Linked DNA regions of Homo sapiens: regions 2 and 3 are each linked to region 1. Evidence: read pairs that join two places in POLR2A ChIA-PET (ENCODE). Cell type or tissue: GM12878. All regions are shown on one strand. Links, peaks and the distances in the headings refer to the core of each region. The heading gives the core; the rest is flanking DNA.

Evidence for each region. ChIA-PET counts read pairs that join two places held together with the same protein. Peaks named below come from ENCODE experiments on the same cell type or tissue, not always from the same donor. Only the 100,000 strongest peaks of a DNase experiment are listed, where the experiment ranks them.
Region 2: POLR2A ChIA-PET joins it to region 1 with 22 read pairs; 17 of 35 experiments call an interaction of 5 or more read pairs at or near these places.
Region 3: POLR2A ChIA-PET joins it to region 1 with 17 read pairs; 17 of 35 experiments call an interaction of 5 or more read pairs at or near these places.

Annotation. Positions count from the first base shown.
Region 1 is chr6:159,040,145-159,050,670 of GRCh38, forward strand. It overlaps TAGAP (T cell activation RhoGTPase activating protein), which reads right to left and starts at 4,847. Exons shown (of 10, transcript NM_054114.5): 1 at 4,735-4,847; 2 at 3,976-4,060; 3 at 3,834-3,887; 4 at 3,445-3,511; 5 at 1,934-2,100; 6 at 1,210-1,371; 7 at 579-688. The coding sequence starts at 4,002. It overlaps TAGAP-AS1 (TAGAP antisense RNA 1), which reads left to right. Exons shown (of 5, transcript NR_183546.1): 4 at 775-911; 5 at 1,654-2,912. RefSeq lists enhancers at 508-1,707, 2,281-2,550. In GM12878, for the core only: no CTCF peak of the experiment used is centred there; a DNase peak (open chromatin) is centred at 4,927; H3K4me3 peaks cover 1,244 bases; H3K27ac peaks cover 658 bases.
Region 2 is chr6:159,087,408-159,096,944 of GRCh38, forward strand. LOC112267968 reads right to left here. Exons shown (of 5, transcript XM_047419645.1): 3 at 8,322-8,492. Among named protein-coding and RNA genes, the nearest start is that of TAGAP, 47 kb to the left of the region's middle. RefSeq lists an enhancer at 7,296-7,425. In GM12878, for the core only: no CTCF peak of the experiment used is centred there; no DNase peak of the experiment used is centred there.
Region 3 is chr6:159,097,407-159,106,380 of GRCh38, forward strand. It overlaps LOC112267968, which reads right to left. Exons shown (of 5, transcript XM_047419645.1): 2 at 7,816-7,898. Among named protein-coding and RNA genes, the nearest start is that of TAGAP, 57 kb to the left of the region's middle. In GM12878, for the core only: no CTCF peak of the experiment used is centred there; no DNase peak of the experiment used is centred there.

The DNA.
Region 1 (10,526 bases), core at 3,693-6,192:
TAACAGATCACACTTTCCATTGCATATGTTATTATTTTTACTCTCACTGGAATGTGTTATTATATAGTTTTCATTTGGGTTAATTATAAGAAGATGAAATATGCTGTGAAGTTTTATGAACAAAACAACTGCCCCCCACCACACTGTCTGGCTGCATCCTGAGGGATGTTTTATGGGAGAACTGTTGCCTTGCATGACACCAGTCAGTGTAGCTTAAAGATAATCCCGAATTTCTACACTTTGCTGGTGAGCCTGTGTTAAAGTTCTCAGGTCTGATTTTATCTCATACCTTTTTGAACATCTTACATTTTCAGACTTCCCTACCTCTTGGGATTTGTGAGGATTGAAGTTCGCTTTCTACTTTTTGAAGAAATATTTCATTTGGCTAAAATTAAAATTCAAAAGTCCAGGGCACCCTCTGGTTTTTGTTCTGGGAGTGGACGAGCAATTCCACTCGGATTCCCTAAACATCACAATTCTCATGGAACAGGGATCATGAAGCATTTAGAAAGCTGTGTAAAGAATCAAAAGACGGAGGTGATGTGGCCTGGCAATGACCGATGACTTTGATGACTTACTGTTTCAGGGCCTCGATTCTGTCCTCCTCGTCCTGCATCTCCAGAGCACCCATCCACTCCTCAAAGAGGTCGCTTGAAAGTAGCTTCCGGGGGATACTTCTGAGGAAGTCCTGGGGGATGAGAGTGGGCTGTTGGCCTATTGGTACTGTATGATGTCCCATGTCCTTGTTTTCACCCGGTTTTCGTTCCATCGCAGGGTGCTCTATGCTTAGCCCATCATAGATTGTGGCCCTTCATTCCTGCATTTGATGAATCCAGGGAACCCTCTCTCCAACACCCTTGGCCTCTCTGCAACTTTCTAACATCAGGCAGAGTCAGAGGCACCATCCCCAGGTGGGTGTGTTCTGAGGGGCCACTGGATTTTGACGTATGGATTCTGCCACGGAACAATCAAATTGCCCGTACTTGGCAAAGTTTTGGGAGAGCAGAATGCATCACTTTCTGTTGGAATCTGAGGTCACAGAAACAGAGGTGCTTACTAAATAAATAAATAAAGGGCTTAATGAAAAAAATTAAACTCCAAGATCAGTGTACCTTGCTGTGTGGGGAGAAGAGCCTATTTCTTGCATCCTGAGAATGAGTGTGTCAGGGCCCCTTGGCAGGTTATTTGGCGCAAGTGTGTTGAACTCACCTTAAAGACCACAGCGAGGAGGTGCACGGGGAGCCTCTCCAGATCCACCGCATCCCCAGAGTTGAGCTCCTCCTTCAGCTCCTTACGGGCTTTCTCGTTGGCTGCTCTCCTGAATATCCCTTCCGTTGAAGGGCCTTTAAGGCATAGAATAGTGAGAATGTCCTAAAGGAAACAGCAATAGGAACAGGAAAGGGTTACCCTTCTTCTTTAGTATACTGAGATAGTCTTAACAGGAATATTGATGTCAGATTTTGCTTTCAGTCCAGTTGCTGTCAATGGCCTTCCTCAACCCTGCTATTTTTCTAAGAGGAGGCAAATTGTGAAAGCTCTAATTTTGCACTTTCTAAAATCACTTTGGAGCTCTCTCCTTTCAAATACTTCCATATGAACATTGGATTTCAGATCACAAAGTCTATATTCTGTTTCCCCCTTTTGACTTTTCAGAAGCTACAAATCTTCAGCATTCTCCACTCTGTGAAGTCAGAGGAATGGCGGGACCATAGCTCTGAGCTCATTGGCAAATACAACTAATTTCAATTTCTGGAATGGAAGCAGTCAGATATTCTTCTGACTGCACGCGTATGTGGGAGTGCCATGTTGAAGAGTGGAAAATATGGAAGATCAGTCCCTACAAACTTAATAGGAGAATGACATTCAGATTTCCCGAGTATTTTGCATGTCCAACTGAAAACTGAAGTAGGTTTATGAGAGAATGCACGCCTACCTGGATGGGTCTGGGGAGTGTGTCACTGTCACCGCAGATAATTGACAAGGGCTGATCAAATAGCGATGCTTTCAAGTCTGTCTCCAAAGCCCCAGAAAAATCTGATGCAGGGGAGAGCCTTCTCATGAGAAAGGGCCAGGACAGCACCTTCTTTCTCTTCTTAACTTCTACAGCCAAGAAAACAAGGCAACGAGAAAAATTAGACTACAGTGTTAAGAAGCAAAGATCCAGGTAAGAAAATGGGTATCGTTGGCCGCATAATGTGGTCAATAGTATGCGATGTGAGAAAAATAATTTTGAAAACTTGAGAAAGCAAAGGGCGTGAATCTTAATCTAGAAAAACCAACCGATAAACAACCACACTGTTACCAGGGCAACCAGTTCCCTAAACAGCAACACCAGAGTTCCTCAAGGCCTCCACCTTTCCTGTTTTCACTCTTTCCAGCTGTTTGCTACAGAAAATTAGCAAAACCTAACTGTGCTGATCATAAACAACCATCTTAACCTACTGGCCTGAATAACTATAGAGGAAATTTCTGATATGAAATAGATTATTTTGATTTCCTCCTTTAACTGGCGAAGAAAACGAAACTTAAAAGGTGAGGAAGTGACTTGCTGAATATCTTTTCGAAGGCACATAGCAGGGCTGGCTCCAACCCTTTGCAGCCACGCAGGCACTAAACAGCCACTAGAGGGAGCTAACACCATTTTTCCTTCCAGGTGACTGGTCACCTTGGGTTTTCCAGGTTGCTGCTTTAGGACAGAGGCAAATACGAATCGCTGCGGGAAGCCTTGAACCTAGATCTGGCAACTGGGAATTATCAGCAAAACGTTATCAAGATATTCTGTCCTTCTGAAATCCACAAGATGTGTGTGCAATGGATATTGCAATCTCAAACATTTCCTTCTTTCTTTTCTTTTCCTTCCTTCCTTCCTTCTCCTTTCTTACTAATTATAAAGGCTATATTTTCTAAATGCATTGGCATCTGTTTCTATACATTTCAGATTGGCAAGTGGAAGCATGATGAGAAAGAAGTGGCCTGTCTTTATGGTTCAGGAGAACTGGGTCAGGGTTACGCTATAATGAAATGCATTATGAAAAAAGTTGAGAGTGAATGGTGGGTCCTTTGGGATTTGAGATCAGCAACAGTTGCTTCATAGGCTCTTGGATGCATTCTCCATAAGAGAAGGAAGAAAATGGAAAAGACACTGTGTGTTTTTCAAATGTGTGCATGCTAATTGTCGAAACATACATGGCCAGGAGATTGAACCGCATTAAAAACGCTTGGCAGAACTGGGGATTCTCTATGGAGAGGCTCTTTCCTTTCCCAGCACTCCCTGCTCTAGTGAGTTGGAGCATACCTGCCATTTAAGGGTTAATGTTCTGCGGTCTTTAACAGAACAACTTATACAAAAAAATTCCTAGTAGAGTAAAAGCGCTGTGGTTTTGCAAACCAAGAGCACTGGTTGTTAGCACTTACATAAAAGATCGGTATGTTTTTAAAACTCACCAATGAGCTGGCAAATACTGTCTTCACTCTCACATGATGCCAACAGGGGATGTTCCTTGATATCACCCTAAAAACATTTTTATTTCAGTTAAATATAGTGACTGAAGAAACCTATCGAGTCTTTCCCCACAAAACACACATACAGCATTTTATTCATATTAAAAATGAAGTCAGTAGAGTGCATTGATGTTTTTTCTAGCTTCTAGAAGCAATATTAAGGTCTTGATTGTCATCATATAAGATCCTAATTAATGTGCTTAATTTACTACATGTGTGATGTTAGTTTACTACTCTTATAATTACTATTCAACCCAAATAATATTCAATTAAAACAAAGTTTTCCACCTTCTCACAGTACAGATAAAAAGTCTTAAAAATTGCTTTCTTACCTCTGATTGACATTCGATTAGTGTCTCCATATTATTGGCGTTTAGTGTTTTTGACTAAAAGAGAAAAAATAAAATTAGGTAAATATCTTTTGGCCCTTGCCTGTAGGAAACGTGAATGAATGAATGTGAGAGGGGCACTCACAGCATTGTGGCTGCTTCTCAGCTTCATCAGTATTGCGGCTGACTGTCCAGGGGTGGATTTCACTCCCGTGTGGCTGTGCCTCTGTCTACAACGAATCACATGGAAAGGAGTTAGGAGGGACTCACACAGTAGGCCACTTTCAGCGCCACTTTGCCAAAGCACAGAGTTTGAAACTATTTATTTATTTTTCTCTTTTGCTATTTTTTCACTTGCCTTTACTTTGGAAAAAACTATTACATAGACAAGTTTTCATTTAAAATCAGTTCTGTTACCAGATGTTGTATGTTGTTAAGAGCAGCATCTGAACACAATTATTTCTAAATTATTTAAGTCAACTATCTTTACCACTCTAAACGTTGTTACCAATTTATTCCGTTCCATCAAGAGATAATCTGGATATCAATTACGTTAACATTTTAAATTAACATGAACATTAACTTTTTTGGTGGAGTGCTGACTATATGCCAGCTGTCGTAGTAGGTGCTTTGCATGGATTTTCTCATCTAATCCAAAAAGGAAAAAAAAAAAAACATATCCCTAGGATGCTAAAATAGTAAACATGAAACAAAGATAACATTTACAGAACTCCTACACCAAAAAGGTGCAGCCTTCACGTTGAAGCAAAGCTTTGTCCTGAGACTTTATAAAGTGAGAGCATATTCCACGGGATAGCTGTTTTCTGTTGCCTGTGATCTGAGTGACCTGTGACTTGCGAGGCAGCTTGTAATTTCTAGGCATGTTAATATATAGTGTACTTACCCTTGGAGGGTCTCTAGCCAGAGTTCTTTTACATCCGGTGAGCTGTAAAGAATGGGAGAAACAGCATAACTCTCTGCTCCTTCTAGTCCACTGGGAGAGAGAGAGACCGAGCCGGTCTCCCTTCACATGCTCTGCATTATAAGCGAAGGGGCGGGCAGGTGGAAATTCAGAATATTACAGAGACCGGAAAGAACATCATGGGCTGTCACACGGACGGAGCCAGCCAGACACTGGAGAGCTCTCGCTTCCTCATTCCTTTTAGGGCAGCTATGTCTTTTTTTTTTTTTTTTTTTTTTTTTTTTTTTGTGTCTTCCACTTCAAAGTAAAAAATCTGTAAACTACTAGGAGTGGAAAACATGACATTCAGCCCATAGGTGAAGGCTCTGATTAATGTCATAGGTGGGATGTGTGAACAAGAAATTGTGTTATTCTGTGCATAAACATCACTTTATTTTCTAAAGTGGTAATTTCAAGTGCCTCTTTTTGCATCCTGTTTGGGTGCTCTTTCCCCTCCCACGTGCCATCTGCTCTGTCCACCAGCACCACACGTTGATTAGCACCCCTGGATGTGGGACACTGTTACAGAACCAGAAAGAAACCCAAGACAGTCCCTTCCTTGAGGAACAATCACCGTCCAAAGCCAGGTTAGTTTCCTTTGGAAGTAGAAAGAAAACTCCCTCGAGTCAGTTGTCAATATAGTAACCCCCTCCTCCTTTCTGTAACTCCTGGTCAAAAGTATTGATACTTAATTTACAGTCAGAGCAGCTGTCGTTCTGACACGGAAGGAAAACAAACAAAAAAATTCCTTTGATCAGACCAACTTAAAGTAGGAAAGAGATGGTGAATTTCATTTGTGGATCACTCTTCTGCATAAGAGAATTTCTGATCTTTTCTGTAGATCAAGGGCTATATATGAAACCACTCAAATGCCTCGACACGAGAATGGATGCATAAATTGTGATCCATTCACATAGGGAATGAATGTTGTATAGCACTGATAATGAACAGCCTATGACTATAGCCAACAATATGGTTGGATCTCATAATATGACGCTGAGCAAAAGAAGCCAGACGTGAAAGTGTATATCCTGCCGGCTCCCATTAATGCAAAGCACAAAATTAGCAAAAGTCGTCTGTGCTGTTGGAAGCAAGAGTAGCAGTTTCCCAGAGGGGATGGTAATGACTTCCAGGGGCCAGCGGGGGGCTTGGTGATGGTCCATTCTTGATCTGGGTGGTGCTAGGCTTATGTGCACACTTCCCTATTTATGTAATTTTTCAATAAAAAGTTTTAAAATAACTTGGCTTCATTTATCATCAGCATCTTTAATTTTAAGACTTTTCCGCATTGTCAGTTCTTTTGTCATTTTACTGAAAGGAGGTGATTATGGGGCAGACTTTGGGAAACCGAAGCACAGAGAGGTCGAAATTTGCTCTGTAACTTAGCGGCTCGGTGGGGACCTAGGGACAGATCCTGGTTTTCAGGCTTCCAGCTGGGGGCTCCCTCTCTGAAAGCCACCACAGTGCCAGAGTTCACCCAGTGTTCCCAGGGCAGCTGTAGAGGCCACCACTCTTTCAGCATCCCTCTCCTGCCTTTATAAACCTCCAAAGTGAACTCACTGATTTTTTTAATTGAAAAAGGGCATTTACGCTGTGCCCAGCCTAGTGCTAGGCATATAGTAGGTACTAAATAACTAATTTCTGAATATATACATTTCCTTATAAAATAGCCAAAATAGAATATTACTATAATGTTCTATATATCATAGAATATATATGTGATGTATATTCATTGCTAGTATGTATTTTCTAAACTTTTTTTTTTCCCGACAAACGGACTTTTCAAATTTTTGTAAGAAACTTAATGTACTTACTGTTCTTTCTTTTTTTTTTTTTTTGAGATGGAGTTTCGCTCTTGTCACCCAGGCTGGAGTGCAATGGCGTGATCTCGGCTCACTGCAACCTCTGCCTCCTGGGTTCAAGTGATTCTCCTGTCTCAACCTCCTGAGTAGTTGGAATTACAGGCACGCGCCACCATACCTGGCTAATTTTTGTATTTTTAGTAGAGATGGGGTTTCGCCATGTTGGCCAGGCTGGTCTGGAAATCCTGACCTCAGGTGATCCACCCATCTTGGCCTCCCAAAGTGCTGGGATTACAGATGTGAGCCACTGTGCCCAGCCTCAGCATCTTTTAAAAATACATAACATGAATGGTTTGATGACCTGCAGAAATGGTTACATCGACGGACTTTTCTTTTTCTTCTGGGACCTACCATGCCTAGTTAAGCACCCAGGGAACTATCTAGGATGAAAAGTTAGTAGCAAATACGGCAACAGAATTAGGGCCCCTCCATTTTTTGAAACAGAAATATGTTTTGGCTCTTCTTATTGACACAACTGATGGTGGGAAAGCCCAGAGGGAGGTGCCATCCTTTGGGGTCCCTGGGAGATTTTGACAGTCAACATCTAATGAATAGGTACATTTTGTGACTGAAGGAAAGCCACCATTGTTGGCTGGTGCTGCTGGGGGACTGAGGAGACGTTCTCCTTTATGACTGTGGCCCCGCCTGCATATGGCGCCTACTGTGGAAAGAGAAAGAGTTGTGAAGGGCAGGTGCTGCACCCTCAACTCTGAAAATCTCACAGTAATTTTGATCGCAGTTTTCCGAGCACTAGGAGAAACATTTATAAATAAAGTGTAAAATTTGGAAGCAGTCATGCCAAAAGTTAGAAAAAAAGATGGAAATGTCAGATTCACTTTTTCCATATTCTTGTCTCCCACACATCTCTTTGAAAAGCAAGCTCTCATCGTCCTGCATAGTAAGAGTCTTCAGAACGTGGAAAGGAACTTCAGTGGCTTTTGCTGGGTTGGGCTGAAGGAAACCCCGGTGAAACCCACACCTGTAAAGATGCTTCTCACAGTGGGACTTTTATCGCTTGGGTCCTGGTCACAATCAATTTTTCTGCAAATAATTGGCTTTGCTTTTCTTGTGGTGAGTCTCTAAGGACAGTGAGTTCCGTTCTGGGGACTGTGAGTTCTATGCTGTGTACATGTGTGCTTTGGAGGGTGACTGGAAGCACCATCGTTCCTTCCCATACTTTCAGGCTCAGTTACCGCTTCAGTCTGGACTGTTGTGAACGAGAATATGGAAGTCATTTTCCCCACATTGTTTACCCAGCTTGCCTGGGAAACACCAACTGGAGGATTAGAGTCCGGCTCTTCAGTTTGAACTCACTTTCCCTTTCTCTTCCTGGGACCACCCAGTGATTCAGAGCCCTGCATTCTGTAATGAGATTAATGTCAACAGTTTCCTGCATTGAAGATTATTTTCCCAAAGAGTTCACGATTTCCTTCAGGACTTCTCCATCACCCCAGTGTCTGGCTACCTAATGACTGATTAACAGGTTGATTTTCTAGAAAACTCAAATTACAATTTCTTTTTTTTAAAAAAGGGCAATCCAGCCTTTTCTCTGATTATCCGTCCTCCCCATCTCCCACTTGTCCTATGTTTTAGCCACACAGGCTGTTGTCATCCCCTAAAAGTGTGCTTCTGAGTCTCCAGGCCTTTGATAAATTGTTCCCTCCTCCTGAAATGCCATTCACGCCATCTGCCTTTTGGAATTCTGCCCTTCCCTCGGAATCTAGCCCAAGTCCTATCTCCTCTAAGAAGGGACTTTTCTAGATTGAATTAAATTTCCTTCCCTGGCCCTGCATAGTGGCCGCACCCAGTAGACTGTGAGTCTACTTTTTTCATCTTTTATTCTTACAAGTGCCTGGCCTCATATTTTGCACACAGTAGGCATTTGCTATACTTTAATTACTAGTAAAATTGAGTGATAAAATAAAACATTTAAATCTCACCATACGTTTGCTGGTATTGCAATTTGTTACTCAGACTTTTTGTCACTTAGCCTTTGACTGTTTCGTTTCATGGAGAAAGACTACCTCTTTGTCACGCTGTAACAGAGACCATCGTTGCAGAATTTGATTGAGCTGGAGACAGCCTCTCCTTGCACACACCGCGGGCTTATGTCGATACCAATGTTGTGGGATTAGACACATGGACTCTCTAGCTCTGTGGTGAGGAAGGAGGCCTCGCCTTAGGTGGACTTGAGTGTCAGCTTCTGTCAGTGAATCTGTCAGGAGGGCGTGACCACACCTGTCCAGCCTCTCACCTCCCACCCTCCAAGGACCAAAGCCTTACCAGTGTTCTCACCTTAGACTCCCTAGTTCTGTGTGCTCTGGGAGGTGTGGACGTCCCCAGAGCCATGCTCCTCACTGTCTGGTGGCAGAGGAGGACTTAGCATAAAGGACTCCGGGGGCTGGGAAGTTGGTGCTCACTTTGAATGACGGTCTTGGATTCACTAATCTGCAAAGTACCCAACCTGCAGAATCTTTTATGCGGTGACTTTGGTTATAGCGAATTAGCAATAAAACTCCTTGCCTGCCTCTCCTCTAAGAAACTTCTAGGAAAGTCTGTGGGTGGGGAAGATATGCCTGGAAGAGACGTTCTCACCTCTCTGCAGGCCCCGGGCTCACAGATACAGGCAAGGACTCAGTCTCGGCTACGGTAAATACAGTTCAGTCCTTTAAGGTCATTTTTTAATTTTTGTTTTTTTTCCTGGCAGGAGAAGGGCTGCCTTCCAGGGAACTTCTCAGAGGTTTGCTGGGACCCTGGCATCCCTGAAATAATGTCAAGCATCATTTCATCTTGCAAAATAATTTGCTGTCTCCACAAATGGCTGCATTTCTGCAGTAGTGGAAGCAGACATTTCAAATTTGCCCCCTCAGATATTTGCAATTATGAATTTATCTTTGTGTTGGAATACAAAATAGGCTCAGCATAAAATAATATTTGAAGAACGCTGTGTTTTCAAAAGCTGGCTTGAAAACTAAGAAAGGCTCAAACAAAATGTTCTTTTTAAACTGGCTTCTCCACTTATTGTGATCAAGATGAAGAATTAAAAATAAGACATCCTGAGATTAGGTGATTAGAAGCTGTATGGCTGATGACACAAACTGCTATGGGACCCAGGCAGGGCCTCAGCTTAGCCGCGCTTATCACTGCTATGGGACCCAGGCAGGGCCTCACCTTAGCTGCGTTATCACTGCTATGGGACCCAGGCAGGGCTTCATCTTAGCTACATTATCAGTGCTGTAGGACCCAGGTAGGGCTTCAGCTTAGCTGTGTTTATCACTTTAAGAACTAAAGAATGTGGCTGGGCGCGGTGGCTCACGCCTGTAATCCCAGCACTTTGGGAGGCCGAGGTGGGCAGATCACGAGGTCTGGAGTTCAAGACCATTCTGGCCAACATGGTGAAACACTGTCCCTACTAAAAATACAAAAAATGATCTGGGCATGGTGGCACACGCCTGTAGTCCCAGCTACTCAGGAGGCTGAGGCAGGTGAATCACTTGAACCCGGGAGGCGGAGGTTGCAGTGAGCCCAGATCTCACCACTGCACTCCAGCCTGGCAACAGAGCGAGACTCCGTTTCCAAAAAAAAATAAAAAATAAAAACAAAAAAACTAAAGAATCTTTTCTTTCTGTTGATATTTTGGCCTGAAAAATTGCACAAGGCAAACATGATGTCAAAAAAGGCATGTCAGCAGCCCTGAACATCAGTTAACTACAATATGATTTGGTAGGTTATTTTTTTGAAGAAACAAAGAGAAAACTATGAAAGCTGAGGTTCTTTGTTAGCAGTCTACAAAATTCATGTGCAGCATTTGTAAAAATCTGAACCAAAAAAGTAGAAATGGTGGAAAAATGTTTAGTTTGCCCCATGCTTTTA
Region 2 (9,537 bases), core at 6,597-9,096, 50 kb after region 1:
GTTTTTAGCCAAAGGAAAAGAAATCAATATATAAAGGGATCCTTGCACTCCTATGTCTATTACAGCACTATTTACAAGACAATGATATGGAATCAACTAAGTGCCCATCAACAGAAGAATGGATAAAGAAAATGTGGTATATATACACAGTGGAACCCTATTCAGCCAGAAAGAAGAATGAAATCAAGTCATTTGCAGCAATGTACCTGGAACTGGAGGTCATTATTGTAAGTGAAATAAGCCAAGCATAAAAAGACAAATATCTCATGTTCTCCCACTTAGATGTGAGAGCTGAAATATCTGATCACATGGTGGTAGAAAGTGGAAAGAGAGAACAGAGATGGGAAGGGTGATTGGGGTAAAGGGGTGAGGATGAAGAGAACTGGGTTAAAGAACACACATACAATTAGATAGAAATAAATTCAATTTGTAAAAAATAATTTAAAAAATTAGAGATGGGATCTCGCTGAGTTGTCTAGGCTGGCCTTAAACTCCTGGGCACAAGCAATCCTCCCACCCTGGCCTCCCAAAGTGTTGGGATTATAGGCTTGAGCCACCGTACTGGGCCTAAATTCATTGTTTGGTAGCAGAGCAGGATGAGTATGGTTAAACAAAAATGTATTGTACGTGGGTGATGGATATCCTAAATACCCTGACTTGATCAGTATACATTATATACATGTAACAAAATTTCACATGTACCCCATACATTTGTACAAATAAGAAAAAAATATTTTAAATGTAATCTACTGTTCCTGTGGATGGAGGTGACTTTTTCCATGAAGCCAACAATCTCAAGAAAAAAATTGTTAAATAATATGTAAAATGAAAGTTAACATCAGCTTTCTACTTCCTTAAGATGTCAAAAATAAGCCAGAATTTTTTAAACAAAGTTTAATAATTCATCTAAGTAAGTTGTCACTTGACAAATGGCAACATACCGTGAGGGAGTATTATAACTCTGGGACTTGGGCAGGCATGCAAGGTGCGATGAAGAAGAGATACCAACTTCACAGAGCTGCTGTTGGCTACTAAATACATCAAGACGTATGAAGCGATAAACCTGGTGCCTGGGCCATAGGAATGATCGACCTTGGTATTAAAATTTGGCATAGGCTAAGTGGAGATGGGTGGTAATGAGGTCATCCTTCATAAGTGTCCAGCGGGGAAGACAAGATTCAGGACAGCCATGGACATTTGGATGTTTATGACACCAGGGAACAAGCCATGATGAGAGCTTTTATACATTTTATCACATGTAAAACGTTTCGTGAATAATTAGGAATAAATATGAATCTTGTTATGTCTGTTTCTATTTTATCAACTTGGATCATTATTAAAGATGTTCTTTTTGCCTGTTTGCCAAATTATTTTGTTTTGAAAACAATTTTATAGCATTGCAATTGTGACAATTTTTTTCAAAATAAGTAACTCATAAAATGAATTTGTTTATTTATTTATTTTTGAGACAAAATATTGCTCTGTTGTCCTGGCTGGAGTGCAGTGGCATGATCTCAGCTCACTGCAACCTCCGCCTCCCGGGTTCAATCCTCAGCCTCCTAAATAGCTGGGATTACAGGCGTGCGCCACCATGCCTGGCTAATTTTCATATTTTTTAGTAGAGATGGGGTTTCACCATGTTGGCCAGGCTGGTCTCGAACTCCTGACCTCAAGTGATCTGCCCGCCTTGGCCTCCCAAAGTGCTGGGATTGCAGGTGTGAGCCACCACACTCAGCTCCATAAAATGAACTTAGATGTACTCAAACTTTCACATCATCTGTAATTACATTAAATAGTGATTGAGAAGAGTTAAAATTTAGTGAATGAATTGAGCTTATGTTTTTTAAAATCTTACTTTAATTTGATATTTTATGTTATACTTACACTAATATTAGCTAATAGTTTACTTAGCTCTGTAATAGCTTTTAGTAGGAAAAGTATTTTGAATGCAAAGGTATGCTGATGTATGTCCCACAGTAAGACACAATTAGACACTGATCGCTCATTATCACCAGTGACCTCTATGATGCCTGATCCAATCCCCAAATCTCAGTGCTCACATTACTTGACTTGGGTATGGGATGTCCATAAGATTCTTTGTCAAATCTGCCTCCTTTTGAGAGCAAAAGGGAGCCTGATAAGTAATAACACCAGGACGAAAGCAGATGTGAGCTGGGACCTTCCTGGGCAAGCCAGTATAAACGACTAACCCTATCCCACAGCAGCATTTGCTGAAGTTGCTCACTCTCTCCTCCTTGATGCACTTTCTTTACTTGGTTCCAAAATGCCACAGTCTCATGATTGTCCTCCCACTCGCAAGCCTCTCATTCTTGGCCTCCTTTGATGATTTCTCCTCTTCTCCCCAACCTTTTAATGTTGAAGTATCCAAGATATGGTCCTTGGTCCCCTTTTCATTTCTCATTACACTCAGGGCTTTAAATATAATCTGTATGTCAATGAGATGGTTTTAAAAAATATGTCCACCAACCCTTGTTGACTGGTTCTAGTGAGTAGATGATGGCAGAAATGATGGGATGTCATTTCCAAGATGAGGTTATAAAACTACTGTGGTTTTTATGTTGGGTACTCTCTCATTCTCTTTCGGCTCACTCATTCTGGGGTAAGCCAGGGGCCATGTGAGGTTCACAGGATGAGGATCTGAGGTTTATTAACAGCCACACAAGTGGGCGTGGAAGTGGATCTTCCAAGACCTGCACCACCTGTGTGAGTGAACTTGGAAGCTGATCCTTCCTCAAACTCGCCTTCAAATGAGGTAATGAGGTCATCCTCATTACCTACTAGACTACCTGTTAGACAGGACTGCAGCCCTGTCTAACACCTTGACTGCAGTTCTAAACCAGAACCACTCAGCTACATGGCTCTCAGAAACCCAACCCACAGAAACTGTGGGTTAATAAATGATCCTTGTTGTAAGCTGCCAAATCTTGGAGCAAACTTGTCCAGCAATAGAAAACTAATATGGGCGACTCCAATATCCAACTGCCTCCCACCATTTTCCTTCAGACGTCTAACAGCATCTCGAGCCCACACGTCCAACACTGAACTGCTGATCTCACAGGTCCAGAACCTGCTTCACTCCACCCTTTCTCATCTCAGTGGACGGCAACTTCATCCTTTATTATATTATAACTCTGTGACTTGGGCAAGCATGCAAGGTGCGATGAAGAAGTGATACCAACTTCACAGAGCTGCTGTTGGCTACTAAATACATCAAGATGTGAATTCCAGGCCAGGGAATTTCAGTCCTCTTTGATTTTTCCCAAAAGGGGAGAAAGCCCCACCTCCAATTTGGCAGGTTGGTCTCACCTTCAAAATGAACTAAGAATCCAGTCCCGTCTTACCGCCTCAGCTGCAGTTTCTCCAGTCTGAGCCACCATCATCCCATGCCTGGATTTTCTGCAGTCATCTTCTAACACTTCCCCTTCTTCCTACCCCTGGCATCTCCCTGAGCCCTACACTATTTTCAGCAAAGCAGCCAGACCGAATCTTTTAACACAGAAGTGAGATCATATTATTACTCTGCTGTCATTTTTTTCAATGGCTTTCCATCTCACTCAGCAAGGAAAACAAGCCAAAGCCCTGCCAAGGCCCATGAAACTCTGTTTGATCTGCCGCCCGCCACCTGCTGACCTCCTCCTCTGTCCTCCTGCTCTTGCTCCCTCCCCTCCATCCCTGCAGGCCCGCCTGCAATTCCCCGATGTGCTTGGCACGCTCCACTCTCTGGCCTTCTGCTCTTGCTGTTTCCTCTGCCATGAATGCTCTTCCTCTGGATATCTGCTTGGCCAACTCCATATTTTTGCTCAAAACTCCCTTTTGCAATGAGGCCCACATAGGCCACTCCAATATTGCAACTAACCACTCTCTTGCTGTGAATTGCCAATTCCCCTTGCCCAACTCTCCTTTCCCCCCATGGCACGTACCACCTTCTAACAGACTAGATCATTTACTATGTTTCTCATCTATTTTCTACCTCCCCTGGCTGGCACATAAGTTCCACAAGAGCAGGACTCCTTTTCTATTTTATCCCAAGTACCTAGAGTAGTGCCTGACAGTATACCACAACCTATGGAATACAGCAAAAGCAGTACTAACAGGGAAGATTATAGCTACTAAGTGCCTACATCAAAAAGGAGGAAAAACCTCAGATAAGTAATATAACGATACATCTTAAAGAACTAGAAAAGCAAGAGCAAATGAACCCAAAATTAGTAGAAGAAGAGAAATAATAAAGCTGACAGCAGAAATAAATGAAATTGAAATGAAAAAAATACAAAAGATCAATGAAGTCAAAAGATGGTTTTTTTGAAAAGTTAAACAAAACTGACAAACTTTAGCCAGACTAAGAAAAAAAGAGAAGATCCAAATAAATAAAATCAGAAATGAAAAAGGAGACTTTACAACTGATACTGCAGAAATTGAAAGGATCATTAGTGGCCACTATGAGCAACTATACGTTGATAAATTGGAAAATCTAGAAGAAATGGACAAATTCCTAGATACACACAACCTACCAAGATTGAACCAGGAAGAAATCCAAAACCTGAATAGACCAATAACAAGTAATGAGATGGAGGCCATAATCAAAAGTCGGCCAGTAAAGAAAAGGCCAGGACCTGATGGCTTCACTGCTGAATTCTATCAAACATTTAAAGAAGAACTAATACCATTCCCACTCAAACTATTCTGAAAAACAGAGGAGGAGGGACTACTTCCAGACTTATTCTGTGAGGCCAGTGTTACCCTAAATTCTTCAAAAATCAGGTTGTTGGATAGTTCAGCCTTTGTGAAATGAGAAAGGCAGGTTATGTCCACAAGTGAATGAGAGCATGGCATGAAATTCACACTGAATTTACACTTTCAGCCTAAAACAAATAAAGCGATTTATTTAAATTCACAGAAGATGTGGGAGATGTACTTTTGCAACTTTTATTTTAAAAAATAATGTTGAAGTTGTGTCTATTTTATTCCAAAACATGATTTTTGGCAAAGAAATAAGATCTTTTGTGGAGCAAAGTGAATGTTATTAAATATAGGTAAATGCTGGTAAATATATCCAGTAAAGGTCTTAAGCTTGGATGTTCCTTAAATATGTCTGATGATTTAAAATATATTAAATCCATCACAGGGGGCAGCCAGGGCCAGCTCCATGAACAGGTGACCTGTGCAGCCCCTGGGTCCCCAGGCTTGGAGACCCCTGTGGTTGGTTTATCGTTCTGCTCCTGCTGTCTTAAAATTCCTATTACTCTTTGAAAAAAGGGCACTGTCTTACAGATTGTGTAGCCGGTCCTGGGGGTGGTTATTATCAATTGTGAATGGCTATTGCCTCAATGGAAAAGAATATTTCAAAACCACTTGGGCAAGTTATGAAATATGCCTTTGTATGTCATACTGTTTATAGTAAAACACAACTGAAAACACTTCCCTTCGCCTGTGGAGTCACTGGCTGTGCTGTTCTTGTCAATGGATTGCCAAGGCTCTCCTGGACGTTTATTCGCTGAACCTAATTGCACAGATCTGAAAACAACCATGTGGTCATAATTCACAAGGCTTTAAAAATCAGGTATCTAGTCCTATAAAAAACAGTAAAACTTCTTTAAGATAGTTCCTCATTACACATATTGGAATATGGTACCAAGTATATCTTGAAAACTTACAGCTGAAGATTATACTAAAAATAGAAAAATTAAATAAATTTCCCAAACACATGAGTCTCACTCTTTGAATTCAACAAAACCAAAACACCACACAAAGTAAAGAGTCAATCATGATTCCTTCCCTTTGTCCATGAAGGCTGGCAGATTTTTTAAAAATTAATTAATTAATTAATTTTTTTTTTGAGACGGAGTCTCGCTCTGTCACCCAGGTTGGAGTGCTATGGCTGGATCTCAGCTCGCTGAACCTCCACCTCCTGGGTTCAAGCCATTCTCCGGCCTCAGCCTCCCGAGTAGCTGGGATTACAGGCGCCCGCCACACACGCCTGGCTAATTTTTGTATTTTTAGTAGAGATGGGGTTTCACCATGTTGGCCAGGTTGGTCTTGAACTCCTGACCTCAGGTGATCTGCCCGCCTCTACCTCCCAAAGTGCTGGGATTACAGGCGTGAGCCACCGCGCCCAGTCGAGGCTGGTGGATTTTAAACCTTTCTGCTACATTATAAACTCTCTGAGAGCTTGGACTCTGACTCCAGAGTATGGCAAAACGGCTTGAGTGGAGCAGACCCTCTGTGTGCCGGGAGCCATTAGCTAATAAGTGATTGAGATTCATTTCAGGCTGGTGGAGGAGACTGAGATCTCTTCTCTGGTCTTCTCTTTTTGTGAGTGGGTGGGGCCTCAACCCTTCTTGGAAAGCACATCAGAAAGCGACTCTACTTCATAGGAAACACTGCACACACGTGCCAGCCGGTTCTAAACTCTGATCTTGTAGTTATTCTTTCAATCCCCACCCCAATCCATCCTGTGAGGAAGATGCTATTTTTATCTCTACAGACGAGAAGACAGAGACACATAGAGCTTAGTCACAGTTGGTAAATGGCGGAGAGGAGATTCAACCCCCGCCTGGGTTCCAGAGTCTGCGCTTTGATCCAGTTTCCCGGGGCCATGTCCCCCAGCATGGAGAAGAGCTGGCTCAGGAGGAGGGGGCACAGCCTCCCAGGTGGTCGGAGCAGCGCGGGCGGAGGCGCAGAGGCAAGAAGGAGCTGGTCTCTTTGAGGGCGAAGGCGGTTCATAGGGTGTGTGCACATCTAATCCCTCTCCTTCGAGAGTGCCGCCACCCTCATTCTTAGGGAAGGGGCGGGGAAGGGTTCCTGGGATCGTCATCCTACCTAAGCACCCCAGTGAGTGTTCAGTTCCCTGCCGCAGCTAGTGCCCTGTGCCCAGTGGGAAGCCACGTGGCCAGGCCTAGCGAGATCTCCGGGCGCGGTGGCCCGTGTGTGCCTCTAGCCAGGCCGCCGTGGCCAGGGCTTGGTGGTGTGTTTGACGCTAACCTTCCATGTCAACTCTGTGCGTTTCCCCAACACCCCGCACTGACCCTGTCCTCCTGGCTGCTGGTGACCCCTGACTCCCTGCCTCCTGACTGCTGGTGAGCATGCTGAGTCTGTTTAGAGGGGCGACTCGGGGAGTTCCTGAATGCAAAGTGAGGGGTGGTTCAGGCCACACACCTGTGAGTGCCCTGGGTACCAGCCCGCGGCCCAGAGCCTGGCTCAGGAGCTCAGCTGGGGCGCTCGCGGAGACTGTGACAAGTGTGCGTTCTGAGCCGTGGCAGGATTTCCCCAGCTGCTGTTTGTGCCTCCCCGGGGCTTTCTCAGGTCTCTGAAAACAACATATCCCGGGCTGGGATACGGGGGGAGGATGCCAGATGGGTTTTGAATTCTTTGAAATCTCCAAGCACCTAAAAAAATAATCACGGTGGGTAGGTGTGGGAAGCTCTTTAAAATGTGGCACATTTCCCCCAAAGCTTAAAATAGAGCTTTTCAAGGGAAATTAAATGGAAGTATAAAAATATGTAAATGCTCTTCCTTCCTACAAAACAGAAATAATGTTACAGGCATCACCCCGGGGCCCCAGGCCCCTCCGTAGTCAGCACCAGCAGTGCCAAATATGGCCCATGGCTCTGGGTTTCCTCCCTATATTGACTCTGACCAGGGACATCAACACTTCCCCCAGGGGACCCCACTATTTCTCTGATATGTTCTATTTGCCTAATGTCTGTGTTTATCCCTCGTTTTTTTGTTTTTGTTTTTAAACTAGTGTGGGATTTTTAGAAGGTTGTCACATGTTCCTTGGGCCTGTAGGTTTCTTTGTGAAAAATATACCACGTCCTGGGAGTTGTGGCTCCAGTCCAGAGGCTGCTCTAATGCACACATTGAGGAGGTGTTCATTGCAGAGCTTCCCAAAGAGAAAAATGGTGCAGGTCATGTTAACTCAGTTATCGACTTTCTCAATTTCTGATTTCAACTTTATTGCTATAAACACATTATTCACTTTTAGTCAAACCAAAAAGTCAAGTTTGCATAGGGCTTTTTTTTTTTAAATGATGGATTTTCTTTACTTTTCTTGTCCTAGTTTTCTACCCACTACCTGTGTGATGTTGTCCCAGGGATTCAGCCTCTGGGTGCTTTGCTTGTCAAAGAACAGGGAAGAAGGACGGAGCCACCTAAGCCTGTGCAGGCTGGAAGCGCTGGTAACGTGGGCCAGGCTGGGTCCCAAGCTCTGGGGCCCCTTGCAGTGCCCTTGGGTGTTGCTAGGGTCTTGGAAAGAGATTGAGTTTTAGGAGAGAGCAAAGCGATGACTGCCACCAACTCACCTCTGCTTGGCAATGACCAGCCAGTCCCTGAAGAGGAAGAGGTGCCTCCTGGTGGTCTCAGGGCCCTGGGTCAGCACCATGGGGCTGTGAAGGACAGGCTCAGCGTGCTTGAGGGGCAGGCCCAGCTGCAGGGACAGCTGCTCGAGGGTCACTGCGGATGCCAGGCTCTTCCTGAGGGCGGGGGAGAGTGGGATCAGTCCTGAGGGAAGAGGGTTCCCCAGGGAGCTGGCGTGCAATGCCTGTGATGTCTCCAAACACCAAGTCACCACTAGTGTGGCTTAGTCAGAGTGGAAATCAGCAGGAAAAAAGTGCAGACTTTTTTTCTTAAAATTTGAACTTAAACAAAATGAATTTACAATAAAGCACAGCAAATTGAGTCAAATTGTTGGACCTGATTCAGGTTATAGCTAATCACTGCTAGTAATGTCAATGCTAAGGATTTCTGTGAGAATTTTAACCGAAGGCAATACTTTCCAAATATTTTCATGCCATAGCACACACAGCAAAGATAGCATTTATATCACACTCTGAGGGAAACTGAGGCAGCCAAAGGCCTACCGGCCCACCCAGGCTGGCCCACACACAGAACGGAGAGGGTCAATGCCGCGGCTTTGGTGTAACTCATTTGTGGCACATGGCTTAGGAAGCTCTGACGTATTCCTTTGATTAGCAGAAGTTTTCCCTAAAGGTTAAAAAGGTCAGGGTTTCCCTGCTGCTAAGTCTAAACAAATGTCTCTCAATTCATGGTTTTCTTCCATAGAGTAAGTTAGCCGCAGAGCAGATTAAACATCACCTGTGAGACTCAAGCGGTCATCATTCATTCATCTGGACTCCAGCATCTTTTCCCTGTGCTTCCTACAATTCTAGAGTCACCTAGCTCCTGTTGCCCTTGAAACATGTTCTCCTCCTGGTCCTCTACCCTGTGTCTGGGGCCGATGGTGAATTTAGGCCATGAGGGGTCTGTCCCTTGGCCTGCTTTTCCAGTTGCTTTACCGCCACTCCTTTCCATTCTAAACACAGCAGTACTAGCTCTCGCAGGCACATCTCCATTACCCAGGGAATCAAATGTGATATTTGAATAAAGATGAGTTGGGATACGTTTCTGTTATTTAAAAGGCAAACATTAAAACATTTTGATACTCGGCTGCGTGCAGTGGCTCACGCCTGTAATCCCAGCACTTTGGGAGGCCGAGGCAGGTGGATCACTTGAGGCCAG
Region 3 (8,974 bases), core at 513-3,012, 54 kb after region 1:
TCCACCCCGCAGACACCTCCCACAGCCTTGTGAATAAGTCAGAGCTTTCTCTCCATCAAGCGGGGGTGGGCGTCTATAAATGATACAGCCCAAAGGAAAGCCTGGGCGGCTCTGAAGTGGTGGTGTTTCAAGTCTTGCTGGTGGTTAGTTTGCTATTTAGGGAGAGAATACAATAGAGAAATTGGGTCTCAAACCGTAATGCATGGGAACTAGAACTCTCTGCTCTGTTTTTAAATGGCTTCTGCTTCTCTTTGAATTTATTTGGAAACATGTCTGGCTATTTCCATATATTTGAGGGATATATAACTCCCAGGTATGGAGCAAACGTTGTCTCTCCGGCTATACCCATCAGAGCCTGCTTCACTGCCTAGCCCAGAGACCACCCTCAAACGCCTGAGGGGAAAGTCAATGGTTGAAGTGAGTGCTTGGGAGTGGTGGGACCGTAGAAAATGGTAGAAGTTGTGCTGGGTCCAAAGGGACAGCCCATGAGGGCCACATAGGAATGCGGGCCCAGTGTTACTGCCAATGATTTAAAACGCCAGTAAGCCGACATTCTATTAAATGTCCATTCATTCTAAACATTTCTTTCTTTTTTTTTTTTTGAGATGGAGTCTCGCTCTCTCACCCAGGCTGGAGTGCAGTGGCACAATCTTGGCTTACGGCAACCTCCGCCTCCCGGGTTCAGGCAATTCTCCTGCCTCAGCCTCATGAGTAGCTGGGACTACAGGCATGTGCCACCACTCCCGGCTAACTTTTTGTATTTTTTTTTTTAGTAGAGACGGGTTTCACCGTGTTAGCCAGGATGGTCTCGATCTCCTGATCTCGTGATCTGCCCACCTCAGCCTCCCAAAGTGCTGGGATTACAGGCGTGAGCCACTGCCCCCGGCCCTAAACATTTCTTTAAACACAATGTGGGTCAAAGCTCAGACCTTTCGCCCCAGCCATCCCAACCATCTGCAGATTTAGAGCACATGAAAACATGCGGCCTATACAGAGGCTCTGGCGATGTGGGTGAAATATTTGAATATTTAAAATAAGATGTTATGAACCAAATTGAGAGGAACAGATCTGTATTTGTCAGATAATTATTCATTTGAGCTTGAAAAAGCATGCACGTGTAGATAATCCACATCCAGTCAAGTGAAGTAGGTCAAGTTTCTTTCCTGAGTATTCTGCTTGCCAGGCACCTGTCCGCATGTCAGTCTTGGTCTGCCCACGATTTTTGTTTTCTTTCCCCTCTCCTTTGATCGCTGTTCCTCCTCATGCTCCCTGGCCAGTCCCCCGCCCTCCAGCCCTATTTTGCACTTCCTTGTGATCCCAGGAGAACTGTACACTTGCCGGGGTTAATTTTTCTGACACACACAGAGACCTAATTTGGTGATGTCATTAAAAAAAAGCACTCGTGTTAACCATATTTCACAACAAAGGCGCCTCAGCACTCTCACCGGAGGGGAAATTTTTTTAATGCACTGAAATAGGAAACAAGTGACGTGGCGAATACCTGGTGAACGGAAACAACTGTGCCCTTTGCCTTTCCATGCACTGATGAATTTCCAGCGGAGTGGGGCCTGCTGGTGGCTTCGCACAGCGAAAGTGCCGCCGGGCCCTGCTCCATGGAGACCTGATCTTCTCTCCCCAGAACTTCACATGGGAAATGATCTAGTCAACTGGGGCCCTGCTGAGTTCAGCATCAGCTCCCAGCCTGAATAGACTTCAGGAGCCTGCTGGAAGTGGGAGAAGGAAGGGTGGTCACAGGTGCACCCTGGGAGTGGGTGGCGAGGCCTCTTAGGTCAGTTTGCCCAAGTGTGTGCTCCTCCGATCTGAACTCCCAGTATTTGACTGTGGATTTGGCATAAAGGTATGGAGAGTGGCTCAGTATTTGGGGGCTCTTTGAATTACTGGTGACTTTGCAAAAGAAAAAAGTGCAGTTAAAGGGATTTCAGCCATAAGAAGCCTGACCTGGAAACCATCATTTCCTGGCATCTGGGGTTTCGAGGCAACACAGCTGTGGGTCCACCATTCCACACAGCCTGGATTAACCTGCATTGGAGGCCCCCTGCATAAAGTCATGGCGCATACAGCTCTCCAAAGTCACGTTGTGTGGATGCAGTTGCCCTGAGGTATAGGTACAAGCCTGTCATCCATTGCTAAGCACCCACAGCATCTCATCTCATTTCTGGCAAGATAATCAGGTTTTGATTGGCAAGATAATCAGGTTTCATTTTCAAGCCAGGTGTGGTGGCTTACACCTGTAATCCCAGCACTTTGGGAGGCCGAAGTGGGAGGATCACCTGAGGCCAGGAGTTTGAGACCAGCCTGGGCAACAAAGTAAGACCCTGTCTCAAAAAAAAAAAAAAAGTTTAAATTAGCTGGGCCTTTAGTCCTAACTGCTTGGCAGACTGAGGAGAGAGGACTTCCCTCAGGAGTTTGAGGCTTCAATGAGCTATGATAGCACCACTGCACTCCAGCCTGGGTGACAGAGTAAGACTCTGTCTAAAAAAAAAAAAAAAAAAAAAAAAAAAATCAAACTTGGTCCTCAACCTATGGCATGAATTACCATTTTCTTCAACAGGGCTAACACTGACTGCCTGCCATGTGCCAGGCTAATCTCTTTACCCTCATTCTTTCTCAATCCTTACAACACTCCTATACAATTAGGGCCATTTTATAGATGAAGTAACTGAGGCTCCGTGATGTTAAGCAATCTGCAGACCTCTCAGCTGGCAAGTGGCAGGGCTGCGAGCTGGAGTCAGGCCTGTCTGGCTCCAGGGACTTTCCCTTCTCCACATGATCAAATGTTGCCTTCTGGATATTTTTCATTTACTTCTTTTTTCTCATCCACTGACGTTCCACACTCCTGTGGCATGTTGCCTGCATTACTTCAATAGTTTCTGCTATTTTCCTTGCATCAGACCTTAATTCCCTCAACTCTCTGTCCCCCTCCATCCTCCCTGTCACTGCCCGAGGAATTCTCTCAAATATGTATGCCTCAATCACTCCCAGGCATCAGAGCCCACAGGACTCCTCAGTCCCTTTGATCGATCTCGCCAGGCTCTGTGTGCTAACCCTGGCCCCTCTCTGCTGCTTGCCAAGAGGCCCTCTCCGCATTTCAACCCAGGGACCACTTGCAGCCTAGAGTGGGTGTCTCCCTGCAAACCTGTGTCACCTACTTGTCTGGCTCATCTGCCTGTCTCGTCTGTTGTAACGCACGTGGTCTCTTTCATTTCCACAGCCCCAGCATAGTGCCTGGAAGTGGGACGTGCAGGCACTATGGAAAAAGGACTTGGGTGGTTCCGAAGGGAAACCAGGCAGTGGAGGCAGAGGCAGGGAAATAGAACCACAGTGAATGGATGAAACCTTCACAGATCTGTTGAACGACCTTTGATCTTTTATGTGCCTTGCTTGATTTGCTTTCCACTGAGGTCACCTGCATTTCTCTCAACCTATCCTAGCCCTCACCACAGCCAGTCTGAAGTCAGATGGCAAAGTTGTGGAGTGTTAGAAAAAGCAGTGGCTGGTGGAGCAAATGGGGGTTGGGGGAGTGGTGGGGACATGACTCCCCCTTGAGGGCCCTGCCCAGCTGTTCCACAGCAGCCTGGCTGGCCCCTTCCTAGGCAGCCTCTTTGTCTTAGCAGCGTCTTTCCAAGGTCAGCAGGCTCTTTCGCGATAAGAGCGGACATTGCTGAGCCCTGACTCTGTACCCGCCGGTGTTCTAGAAGAACCTGCACTTGATCCAACAAAGCAGAGAGTTCTTGGGTCCTTTTCTTTCCTTTTCCTTTCTGAAACTGTATAATAAACACATAAAAGTAAAAAATATTTACAATACCTTATAACAAATGCCAGATGCTATGTATTCCCTGTCTACTGGCTGGCTGTTTTGGTTTTTCTATTGAGATTTTGCTCTTGAGTGGTAGTAAAATGCCATTTTCCCTCTGTGATTCTATCATTAGTTTCCCAATAATTTCTTTAATAATAATAATATTTGGTATTTTAGAAGGTTTAGAGTTCAGAGCACTTTCCCCCTCATCATCTCACTTGATTTTAATTCTCGTCTACCTCATGAATAGGGCAGGAATCCTCACCCCCTGCGTACAGAAGGGGGACCAGAAGCTCAGAGAAAGAAGGGGCAAACTGAAGGAATCACTGGCAGCAGAAGGACATAAATCAGGCCCCAGATTCTCAGTTTGCCCTGTTGTGCACATCAACAATTCTTATCTTTTCATTACATTTGTTGATTTGGTTGATCTCATCAGAGACCGTCATCTAAAGAGTCAGTTGTATTCAGGCCATGCCAGAATGTTCTGTTTGTGGACACAGTGAGCTAAGGCGGTGCCTCTGGGCTCAAGAGAAACGCCGCAGCAGGGCAGGAGGCAGGACCATGCTGCCCATGTGTTAGCTCGTCTGCAGGGCCAGGCGTGTGGCGGGTTCCAGTCTCCGAGTGTGGTGGTAGGCTCAGCGCTGGGAAATTTCACGTCTCAACACATCTCTTGGGAAAAAGGACTTGGGTGGTTCTGAAGGGAAACCAGGCAGTGGAGGCAGAGGCAGGGAAATAGAGCCCCAGTGCATCTGCAAGTGTAGCTGAGGGTGCAGCGTGGTGGAAGCACTTTATAGTCTACACCAGGATTTCTTAAACAGGAGTCTGAGGATTGCTTCAAGGGGGAGAGGGGCAGAGATTGTTTTTTTTTTTTTTTAAAGAAGCAGATTCTCAAAGGGCTTCATTCATGTCCTCCCAAATATTGAGGACTCACTCTTTAGTAGGAATTCCATGAATAAAGGAATAACATATGACATCTGAAGTGGAGTTGTCCCTTATTATCCTGTTTGTTTTCAAGGTAGCCTCACAAATTCAAATGGCGTCCCCTGCACCCTTCAAACTCGCCCTGGCATTCAGAACGCTGCTATTCTCTGCTTGGAAGGGTCCTCGCCTGGCACAGCAAACTCCCATGTTTACCAGAATCCGACTCAAATCTCACCTCTGGGTGGTGCCTCCTTAGACCCCTGGGAAGACCTGGGTACCCTCCTCTAAGCCTGCCCAGCACCCTCTCTGTCTCTAACACCTGTCTCCCTGTCCTGTAGTGACTTGCTCACCTGTCACTATGTTGGAACACCTTGCTGTATTCATTTTCCCATCCCCAGCATTGATCTCTGTGCCAGGTTCACAGAAGGTGTCCAGGAGATCGCTGTGTGATTGACAGTCTGGAAGCTGGGCTATTAAGGGCAGTTGTCCAGCCAAATCTGAGTGAAACTGGGTCAGGATTTAAAGATGTGGTTAGTCTGATTCACATAGACTCTGTAAATGTCACTGAAGATTATCACTGGCATTTGGATGGTGTGGTCTCTGTGACCACAGGGCAGAAAATTCAATTATTCAGCACTTGCTGTATGCAAAGCACTCTACGGAATCCCATGAGTAGGAGGAAGTCTCAAAGAGGATGAAGACATTGCCCCTTCTTCCAGGAGATGTTTAAGTTCTATTTGATTGGGTCAAGCTCATATAAAATTCAAGGTTTTGAGGCTTGGTCTCATGATCAGACTAGCCAGCTTGGGCCAGAAGTGTTTTGCGCTTGGATACTCTCACAGGTACACTTCATATTCTCAAACTAAACATCTGGTAACACAGAGCAGTTGGCAAGATAATCAGGTTTCTTTTTGTAGGTCTTCGGAAGGAGAACAATTGGATAGTATGAGGGGATCATTTGCCAATTATAGATAGTAGCCCTGGAAAGCACTGGAGAGACCTGGGCCCTAACACGGGGGAAAAGTTCAGAAATTCATCGACGGGAGCGGAAGTTAGACACATTTTAATTTCACGTGCTGTCTTGAATACTGTGTACCACGGCAGCGTCTTTACTCGAGACTCAAAATCATTTGACTCTTCTACAAACTGGATTCCCATTCAAGATTTTCTCATTCTCCTCTACTGTGGATATTAGCTTGGAATAGATCATTAGCGTCCATATAGAATTTGAAATCTTTATTTGAAGTTATAACCGCTAAAAATGATTGTTAAAATCATGGTGTGTAGATTCAGATATGAGGTTCCCAGATAGCAAATTTAAGCCTTCTCTAACCACACCCCTTAAAGGGCCTCTGCGGACACCTCCACCCCCTTGTGAGACCCAGGAGTCTCTTCCAGAGTGCAGTAGCAGAGGAGTGGCTTCCCCGGGGAACAAATACTGCGTGGTGCACCGTGGTCCCGACCAGACACGCTGGCCCTCCTGGAGGCCTCAGGCATTACTTAGACCTTCAGCCAAGTCTCTCTTCTGTTTGGAGAGCTTGGGAAAGCAGTTTTCATCTCCTAATGGAAAATGAAAATCTGTCATCACCTTTCACATCATCAGCCTCCTGGAGCCCCCTAGTCCGTCTGACTGCAGTTATGTCCCAGATAATGAGGCTTCAAGCAAGCCCCCTAAGTGCACAGCGCTGCAGGCTCAGCCCTCTCTGCACTCCTCTTTCTTCCCCGCCTTCCTCTCTTCTGGATCTGGATCCCCCCACACCTGCTCAGTCACCAACAGCAACCTGCCGGGTATCAGCTACCCCACTCTGGGGTGGCGGTGGCTCGGGTGAGGACAGGGCTGTGCCTGCAAATGGCCCCCTCGGGCCTTTCTCCCTGTCCCATCGCTCCCTGCTTCTTTCACAAAAGTCAACATCACAGCCTGTAACCCAAAGGCTGATAGGATGTGCGGATAACAGCTATATAACCTTAATTCTCAAACGATGGGAGACAGCCAGGGAATTTCGTGTCAGCTATCCACTGCTGTGGCTCCGTGGAAATGCTTCCAGCACAAACAACCTGTGTACACTGCAGAACCTTTCACTCAGGAGGGAGGTCTGAGCACGGCTAGTTTTTGCTGCCTCGGAAGGGGTCAGGGCTCCCTCTGCAGGGAGCCCGTGGTTCTGCCGCAGCAGCGGAGCCTCCAGCGCCAGTCGGTGACCCTCCTGCCCATGCCTGGGAGGATGTGAGCTCTGGTGCCCCAGGCAGCCTGGAATTGTGCCCTGGGAGTGGGGCTGGGGCAAGGGAGAGGCTGCAGTGTCATTACAGGGATGTCCTCCTTTCCTGGAGGTCACTTTGGGCTTGACCACGGGCTGTCCACTGCCTGGCGTGGTCTCTGATTTGCTGCTCTCTGCGGACCCTTGGTTGTGCTCTTTCGGGCTTATCTAACCTTACTCATGCAAAGACCCGAAGCTCTGGCATTCCCCATATCTGACCTGGGATCCCTAGTCTTTCTCATTATCTGTGCTACCCCCTCCCAGAGTGTCCCGGGGAGAATCACCGCATCCACTTCCTGAGGTGGGTTTGATGAATGATGCAATGTGGCTATGGTGAGGGCGTCTGGCCTGTGGCAAATGCCCAGTAACTGGCTCAAGCTTTTGTTCTGCCTGGTCCCGCCTGGCTGGGAGCCTTAGGGAGGGATATTAATGCTTATCCAGTTTGGGCCAATTCAGTAAAGAAAACTTTAAACTTAAACAACCCTCTTAGATGGACTGCATTTTACTTTTGTGAATTGGGTTTTTTTTTTCCCCTGCTCTTTGGTTGTTTTTGGAGTATAATAACATGATGCCAAAAATACCTTGGTGATTCGTGAACAACCTGATGTTTTGCCCCTGGGCTGCCACGTGTCTGAGGACAAGCTGGGTGCTGCTTACACCTGCATAGTTCCTCCGGGCAGCAGGCTCACACTCTGCTGCTGTCATGTAAAGCACCCTAGAGATGAGATCAGCCAGGCAGGCTGAGGTTAGGCCTCTGTTCATGGAGAGGCTCAGTGCCTTCATGGGCTCCCTGGCAGCGGTTCAGTGTGGTGGGTTTTCACCTACCTGGTGTGTGGCCGTGCCTTGCCTAAAATCTTGTCCAGTCCAGCAGCTGGCACTGAGGAGCAGCTCTGAGCCAGGTTCCTGAGCTGTGGGAACAAACAAAGCAGGGCTGATCATTGTCTTGCTTGGTAGGAAACGGCAGCTGCACTTAAGGCACTCATGTAAAAAGTGTGTTCCTAAACAAAATGGAGAAAACCAAATTGTCTCCTTGTTATCCTCTGCTCTGCTGCACTGCCTGGAAGGGACTTACACCTAAATTCGGAATAAATACATTTATCAACGAGGTCCCAACTCTCGGACCATTGGTGAATGGCCAGGGATGCCTGATTAGATGATAACATAAGACAGTTCCGGCAGAAAGGGGCGGGCTGTGGACCCTTCTGAAGCTCCAGTGGTTGAACTACTGGATTCAACTTAAAACATCAGTCCATTTTTGCATTAAGTGAAAGCAGTAGTTGTGCAAATCATTGTACTCACACTGGCCGAGGAAGCACCAGGGACCGAAAAGGACAGGGTGGAAATCTCCCTCCCCAGCCCTCTCTTAGCCTGCTTGGTGTGATCAGGACTCTTGATTTCTGGGTCTCCAATGCAGTGACTCTAACTCTGAACATTGGCTGTGTTTCCAGCCCCTTTCATGTGTGGCTATTTGACAACCAGTAAGCAACACTTTGACTTCATTTCTGCAAAATAAAGATCACCATTGTTTTCTCGACTGTGTCCAGCTGTGTTTATTTTAAAGTACCTTGTTTTCCATTTTATTGAGAATGGCTACAGAACTCTGCCATATGCTCTGCATTAATGAGAGGGCATCTGTTCCATCCCATCGTGCTTGGTCAACATCTCACACACTCTGTTTACTCCTACTTTATAAGCAATAAGGAATCTCCAACAGATAATGGAAGAGTTGCTTCTTTCCAGACTGGAGGTGGCTTCGTGCAGAAGTGGAGAAGTGAGCACCCTCCCTGGCCCCTGTGAATCAGGTCTTCCTGGCCTGGGCTCATTGGATTTTAGTCTCATGTTAAAAGGACCCAATTCCTGCCAGGTGTGGCATTAGATTTCACTGAGAGTAGAAATCCCTAAACATCGAACCCCCTGATAATCAAATGCAAAAACTCATTCCAAAGACAAACAGAAATCATATTCATTGTCAAAAATCACATGG